3 separate regions of the Mus musculus genome follow, and all the other regions are linked to region 1. Evidence: chromatin loops called from intact Hi-C (ENCODE). Cell type or tissue: gastrocnemius. All regions are shown on one strand. Region 1 overlaps Aff1 (AF4/FMR2 family, member 1). Region 2 has its middle 2.6 kb from the start of 1700021F02Rik. Region 3 has its middle 17 kb from the start of Aff1.

Evidence for each region. A loop is a pair of places that touch in the nucleus more often than their neighbours do. Peaks named below come from ENCODE experiments on the same cell type or tissue, not always from the same donor. Only the 100,000 strongest peaks of a DNase experiment are listed, where the experiment ranks them.
Region 2: it touches region 1 in a loop (4-fold over the local background); 11 of 42 quality-filtered maps call a loop at or near these places.
Region 3: a loop joins it to region 1, with 2.1 times the contacts of the local background. A loop is called at or near these places in 6 of 42 quality-filtered maps.

Annotation. Positions count from the first base shown.
Region 1 is chr5:103,820,220-103,822,719 of GRCm38, forward strand. The region is part of intron 7 of Aff1 (AF4/FMR2 family, member 1); the gene reads left to right. Among named protein-coding and RNA genes, the nearest start is that of Gm42139, 64 kb to the right of the region's middle. In gastrocnemius, no CTCF peak of the experiment used is centred here; a DNase peak (open chromatin) is centred at 1,494; H3K4me3 peaks cover 185 bases; H3K27ac peaks cover 2,500 bases.
Region 2 is chr5:103,342,739-103,345,238 of GRCm38, forward strand. No RefSeq gene overlaps it. Among named protein-coding and RNA genes, the nearest start is that of 1700021F02Rik, 2.6 kb to the right of the region's middle. In gastrocnemius, a CTCF peak has its summit at 1,329 (motif pointing right); a DNase peak (open chromatin) is centred at 1,336.
Region 3 is chr5:103,736,368-103,738,867 of GRCm38, forward strand. It overlaps a transcript of Aff1 not described here. Among named protein-coding and RNA genes, the nearest start is that of Aff1, 17 kb to the right of the region's middle. In gastrocnemius, no CTCF peak of the experiment used is centred here; no DNase peak of the experiment used is centred here; H3K27ac peaks cover 2,130 bases.

The DNA of each region.
Region 1 (2,500 bases):
CTTAGACTATGGAAGAGCTACTAGGGCCAAGGACCAATCTCATGGGAGTCTGTGATACTGCCCCAGGCTACCAGACTCTGTCTGCACTTGTCTGTGATGGTTGGAGATTGAGGATCAAGCCTTGGTCATGGAAAAAGGTCTGGGCCATTGCATTGTGGCATCCAGGAGGGCTCACTTGGATCAGCAGAGTAGTGGCATCTAGGGCAGGAAGTGGCTGTGTCTGCTTGAGAGTGAAGGATGAAGGGTTGGCCGGCTCCTGCACCCCAGAGCGGCCTGAGAGGGAGTGGGCAGAAGTCACTTCTCTGTCTGTCCATCACACGCAGCCCTGGTGTCCTAGCAACACCATAGCAACCATGGAAATCACAGAAGCTCTATTGCAAATGTACTTACACCTCCTGATGGGGTCCTCTAAATAAAGACTACTCATTCATTTTTGAAACGAGTACCTGTAATGGTTGTCAGGGCAAGGTAAAATCAGGACTGAGGCAGTCAGGTGGGTGTAGAAAGAATGTACCAGAAGTGCTGCAGAGGCTGGGTGGATGGATGATAATGCGTGATTCAGTAGTGCTATGGGGCAGTTCTCAACAGTTGGTATGGTCTCATCACAGTTGGTATGGTAGGTTTCTTAGTGCTGGTGGCTAATTTGATCGGTGACAACCTTGAGTCTCACTAATGTAGCTGAGCTCTTTGAGTGGCAGGGTGGTTGTCTAACATTCCTGGAACACCAGAATTGTTCATTACAGGGTTATTTATGCTTTGGTTTGAAAGGGAAGGGCAACCTACGTCTTGCTATCTCTAGAAGTAACTAATTCTAGAGTGAGGCCCTACTCCCTACCTCTGGGTCTGTAGTACCTCTTGCTTCTGTCTAGTCTTGGGTGCAGGAGCAAGCACAGTGGTAGCCGAATATATGTGAGTGCATGTCTTCTGCTCTCATTATTTTCCAGCGAACCCTGTCTGCTGGTAACTGATTAGCTATGGTATCAGTACTGTTTGCCTCCAAGTTCAGGGGAGGGTATGTTTGTTTAGTGACACTTGGCTGTTGGTCCACTTCCTTCCCAAGATGTGGATCTGCAGTTGCCGGACAACACAGAATGTTTCCTAAGGTTATCGTGTCCCGTGCAGTTCCTTGCCGGGAGCGCAGGGCACTTGGCAGCCCCTCAGGAGGGCTGCAGGACTCAGGCCTTTGACGCTGTAGAGCTTTAGTGTACATCTCAGGGATGAGCGGGTGGAAGGGTGCATACTTCATTTATTTAGTCATTGCTTCAACCCCTGCTTTGAGTGAAGGAATAAGAGACAGGGACTTCAGGGTTACCTGGGGTTGAGTGAGTTAATGGTAGCCAGGGGTAGTCTAATTTTTTTAAGGGGGGGTTAAATAACATGCGTGTTCATGTTGTCTATTGCTAGTGTGTAAGTACCTTGGTACAGAGGGAGAGCCAGGAGTCGTTTACCGTGCTACCGTTCCAATCAGCACAGCGTACTCACATGCCAGCTGGAAGGCTCCGGCCTTCCCTGGCCTTCTGGCACTTCCTTGTTTTCTGTTTTGTTCCTCTGCGGTGCAGGGGATGATGCCTAGTTCAATGCTCCTGGAAACTTACACCCCAAATCCCGACATGTCCCTTAGAATGAGCTCCAGTGACACAGCTCCCTGTACCTGGTGATCTAAATCGTATTAGTCTAAGAAAATTCACTTTTCTCTCCTGCCATTTTATAGAAAGTTGACTCCTGTAGTTTGACGGTGTTTTACTTGTGCATTCATTGACAGCTCTACCCGAGAAATGTGTTGCTGGCAGATAGCTATCATTAAAAAGAGATGCCGCCCCAGTACTTCAGGGACACACACCTGTGCTGTCTTGTATCCAGTGACGGATTTTTGTGGTTGCCAACACTGCTTAGTGTGCTACAGCTGGCTTCTTTGAAAGGGGACACCTTGTTTTCAAGTGACTGAGAACCTGGGGTCATGTTATATACAATGACCTCATTACATAGAGAAGGAAGTGTTTTAATGTGTTTCTGGAAGAAAACTAGAGATTGGCAGTGAGGGGCAGTAAGGAGCCCTCCCCCTGCTCCCTCCTGCTCTACCGTTGCCCTTCCCTCTCCATTCCCTCCTCCCTCCCCTCCTCTTCCTCCCTCTTCCCCTCCCCTTCTCCCCTCTTCCAGCCTTTAGTGGCTCAGGATCTGATTTTTTTTTTTTTTGTTTATGTTATGATCTCTCCTTTCTTTATAATTCGTAGCCTCCCAGGGTTTCCCACAGGCAATTGTGGCCCATATTTCTCTGCCCTATTTCCAAAAGGAACCCGAAGCCAGAATTAGTGGGTACTGTAAAGCTATCATCACAGGATTGGAGACAATTTGGTCTGCATTATGAGACTGGGTCTCCAAGAGGAAAATGCACCAATGCCAGGCCTTGCTCAGGAGGCAGAGGCAGGCAGGTCTCAGTGAGTTCAAGGCTAGCCTTCTCTGCATAGTGAGAATCTGCCTAAAGACCAGACAAGCACACAAA
Region 2 (2,500 bases), 480 kb before region 1:
TCCAGACGTGAGTCGGAAGAGTAATTGAATTTGGTACATCAGAGCCTGTGACAGACAATGGTGCCAGTACCGTCCTAGAACAAGGTTTAAAGGCTTAAATTTTAAATAAAGTTTTAAAATTGAGAAAAACAATCCAGAGTTGGCTACTTATTTTTCTTATCTTAGGGAATGCCCTCTCACAGTGGTTTTGTGCAATGCTTGTTTCCATCAGGGACAAGAGGACGTTCTAACACAGCGAAGCCCAGGGTTAGAAACATCCACCCCTGGCCATCCTTCCTTTGTTGTTTTAACATCATTGCCTTAGATGTTTTTAGGAAAGCATGCCCCATCTCTGAGGCTTGTCTTTCTTTATCTGATGATGTGTTCTAGTCCTGTCTCTCAGTCAACCAGGAAGTCATGCAAGACCCTAGGATAAGAGCTGTCTTTCCTTTCAGAGGCTCCCTTAATCTCCCCTAATGTATAACCCTGCACACATACAACTACCCCTTAATAACAGGGAAATAGCTCTGTGGGTAAAATGCTTGCTGTGTAAGTATGGGGATCCAAGCTTGGATGAACCATTCCTGACCCAATCTGGTTTTGGTCATGGTGTTATCAGAGAAATAAAAACCCTAAGACACCAGTGTTGTTCCATCTTCTGAACTCTCTGTGATAAAGTGTTGATAAAGTTCAGATTTAGCACTTTTGTAACATATTAATTTTGACAAAAAACCCATATGAATATGCTTTCTTCCCAAAACTTAACTTTTTTCCAAAACACACACACACATATGTTATATATATGCTATATGTATGTATTTATTTATATATATGTATATATATATATAATGTATTACATAAGGCATAAATTTTTCACACCTATATCTGAACACAGGACTGATTTTTGTGGAAATGAGTACATATACATTCACACACTACCAGCATCAAAAAATATATGCATGAAAACTTCAAGTAAAAAAATTTTTTTTAAATCCTGGAAAACATTGAAAGAATAAATTCAAAATAACCTAAGTATTTAAAATATTCCAAAACCTCTGGTTTGACTGCGTGTATTCCAGCCATCATTACTGATATTTAAGTATTTGCATTTTTATTCTTATGTAGATAAATGAGCATTACTGAGGGAAGGGGACCATCTGTAGGGACAGAGAGGGAGGGCAGGAGAGGGATGAGCAAGAACCAAGTGCCAAGACATATGTAAGAGGATCCCAGAACGAGCCCACACTTTGTATCCACACTTGATATTTATTTTATTAAAAAGAGAGGGAAGTAAGTAAAATTTCAGAAAGGAATACCAGGTTTTGATTCAATTTGCCTCAGCTGCCACTAGAGGGAAGCCAAGACACATCTGAAAACCCAGACCCCACAAAAAATGGGCTTCAAATCGAAAGATTTCAATTTTAAGGTTTTGCTGTTGTTGTGACTATAAAATGTAATGGATATTATTATATTATATTTGACATACATGACACAAAGTCATATTTTTTTCTACATTGTAAGCATAGTACTCAAGTGACTTTTCTATCTAGATCTGCACCACCCTGTGCCTTCCACGCAAGTACAGGAGACAAGACCTGTCTCTGCTTCCCTGGACCTTCATAAGATAGTGAGAGGCTCAGGTAGAAGTTATTTCATAGTGGATAAATTAAGTCTTTTTTAATTTTAAACATCTAAGCACTTTTAAGAATACTAAAAGGTAAAAGGAAAATGTACTATCCCAACTTTCTTCCAAATTATACTTTTTAAAACACCATACTACTTCTAAAAGTATAGGCAATTTCACTATAGGCAAATGCTATGCCACCCTCGGCATTAGTCAGAAAGGCCTCTCTTTGCAAAGACCCTGAGCCGCAGGGGTGCTAAGAACAAGTGCTGGCTAAGAACAGATATTGATACCACCTTCTCTAAGGCTAGTTTCCATGGCCCCAGACTCGTGGTCACAGTGGCTGCCCTGGTTAAACTTAGTGGTTCACGAGACATATCAAAGATATGAATGTGAGAAAGACACTTGTAGGGAAGAGGGAAAGGCATTGAGAGAGGAGGAGGAAAATAAGAGAGCAGGGAGGTATGGAGACAGGAACACAGATTGGAAACCAGCGAGATGGAGTCAACTGGAAAGTGACACATCCGATTGGTTTGGCAGCTCTAAATTGACATCCAAGACACGCTCTCTTTCCCTTCTCTTCCACATTATCCACTGCATAAATAACCTTCATTCCCTGGTTTGCCTCATGGTCCAGAGAGTTAGTAGGGTTCCATACATTATGTCTGTGTCCCAGCAAGAATGCATGAAGTTCACAAAAGCACACTGTACTGGCTGGTCAGTCAACTTGACACAAGCTGGAGTTATCACAAAGAAAGGAGCCTCCCTCGAGGAAATGCCTCCATGAGATCCAGCAATAAAACATTTTCTCAATTAGTGATCAAGGAAGGAGGCCCATTGTGGGTGGTGCCATCCCTGGGCTGGTAGTCCTAGGTTCTATAAGAAAGCAAACTGAGC
Region 3 (2,500 bases), 84 kb before region 1:
AAGGAAGCCTCTCACATAGAGTCGCTTGAATTCTCTTGGTAGAATTGGATTCTGCCACACCTAACAGTTAACTGTGTCTCATTGCATAGAGAGAATATTTTTTTAAAAAGATATTTCAAATGAGAGTGTTAAATAGCAGTCAAATATGTATAAGTTGCTGCTGAGTTTAACCTTACTCCCTTCCCCAAGCTGCAAGCCTTTAACTATCTGGAAAATCTTAAACCAGATTGTGGACATTGTTTACAGCCAAAATCTTGTCTTAACTCCCTTGTCACCTAGTACTGTAAGGATTCTTTCTGTCGTTGTGACTCAGGATTTTATCTTATCAGCCTGTTTTCCTATCTAGTGTATCTCAGAAACCACCCTAGGATTTCATTTACCAAAAAAAGAAAAGGGTAAAAGTCCTTAGAAACACTGAAACCTCAGCAGGGCGTGGCCGTGTCTGTCTGTAGTGCCAGGACTAGAAAGGACAGAGGCAGGCAGATGGAACTCTTTGAGTATTTGAGTATATAATTCTTTTTTTTTTTTTTTTTTTTTTTTTTTAAAGACAGGATTTTTCTGTGTAGCCCAGGCTGGCCTTAAATTTAGGTCCATCTGCCTCCGGATTAATTGCTTGCACCCTTGCCTGACTGTTGATCTTTATATTGAGTTTCTGCTGCTATCCAGAGCCAAAAAAAAAAAAAAAAAAAAAAGGTGGCTTCTTTAGCTGTCCCGTTAATGGAAAGAGTTTGGTGACAGAGATGCAGAAGCATGGCTTTAGAACTGTGTTCCCAGAACCCGAGAGTTCAATGTATTAGTCAGTGCAGTGCAGAACCCAGAACCAAATAAATCCATGGCTGGCTGGTGTCGTAGCCTGTGGCAAGCGCTTGCCTAATAGGCGGATGAGGTTAGGATTGTTTTGTTTTCCCAGTGACTCTGGGCTTCAAGATTCTTATCTGTGACCCCGGGACAGAGATAGCACCACGATCCTCAGATCAGTGCTCTGACGCGGTTAGAACTTCGGCTACCATGCAGCGACTTCCCAAGATATGCAGCGCCTGTCTCCACATCCTGCTGAAATGAACCTGGGCCTCCAGCAACAACTGCCATGGTAGATATGAAGGAGCCTCAGGGCTTCTTGGTTTTAGAGGGACCGAGAGCGCACATGTTAGGGTGCTGAGGACTGGAACTGAGTTTCTGTGTGTCCTCTGGCCTCACCCTCTCTTTTGCCTCCTGCCTAATTACCCGTTCCCTCACCCGAGTTCCCACAGCCGGTCCAACTCCGTGGCGTTTTCCCACTGTATTTTACGGCATGTGCTTCTTGTTCAAGACCGAGGCCCTTGGGGTGTTACGGGCTGACTGCGTTAGTCATCTTCACATCTCACTGCCAAAAGAATGCCGAGTGCTGGCACATTCTGGGCACTTGATAAATGTTTGTTGAATTTATTTGAAAGGTTTGCCAGGGAGTTGCCCTAACTTATAATTCAGGAGAAAGGTCCTTCTGAGGGAGAAGTCTGGGCCTGTTGCTATGGGAGGTGTTCTCACCCTTTCATGCAACAAGTATTTATTGGGTGCCTACTGCGCATTGGCGTTGTGGGGGATGCTGGAGATGAGTCAAGCCTGCACTCTGCCCTGGGTTGTGTTGGCGCTGATAGTCTAATGATGGGTGTGCTGGAGGTTGCTGATAGGGGTGATGAGAAGCGGGCTGAAGTGGTTTCCTTGTATTGGAGTTTTGTTTGGACGTGTAATTACTTTGATCAAAGAATCTTGGAGTTGTTTTGTTTTGTTTTGTTTTTTCCACCACCACGGCTCATTTCTCAGGTTTCCTTTTTATATCATGGCAGAGCCTGTCTGCTCAGTTGCACAGGGCTGACTGACGAGTACAGCTAAGCTTGTCTGTTGGATTCTAATCCTGAGTGGTCCCAGTTCCATCTGCGTGAGGTGCATGCCCTTTGGTTTAGACAAAATATTTTCATGAGTTCTAGTACAATTTTTTGGGGATTTACTTCAGAGTCAGTGTTGGGCATTGCATTTGGTCAGAGGTGCCTAGTTACATGCCTCTCTATTACAGCTGTTTTCAATCTTTTGGTCAATTTGTCTCTGGGTTTTTTTTTTTTCTCTCCACCCCCCTCCTGCCCCCATAATTCCCTGGCACTTTCAAATGCCCCTACCCACCCCATTTAACTGGAAAAAGCCAGCTCATTCTATTTGACTGTAATGTTTTGCCCAGATGAGTTCTAAAAACCAGGAAACTTTCCCTTTTTTAGCTAAGGGTTGTTCTCCAGGCAGGTTTGCCTCAGGCCCTCTCAACTCTGTTCAGGGACTGCTGAACTGTTCCACTCTGGAATCTTACGCTGCTCTGCCCCGGGCCAGTGTTGGTCAAGTCCTGGTACACCAAAGCCCTCAGTAAATATGCATCGATTAGACGGGCTGATAAGCATGAAGTGTGTGGCCAGCAGGAGTGTCTCCAAACTACCCCAAGTTTCTAAGGAGGATAGTTAATAGTGATTTGTGAAATTTT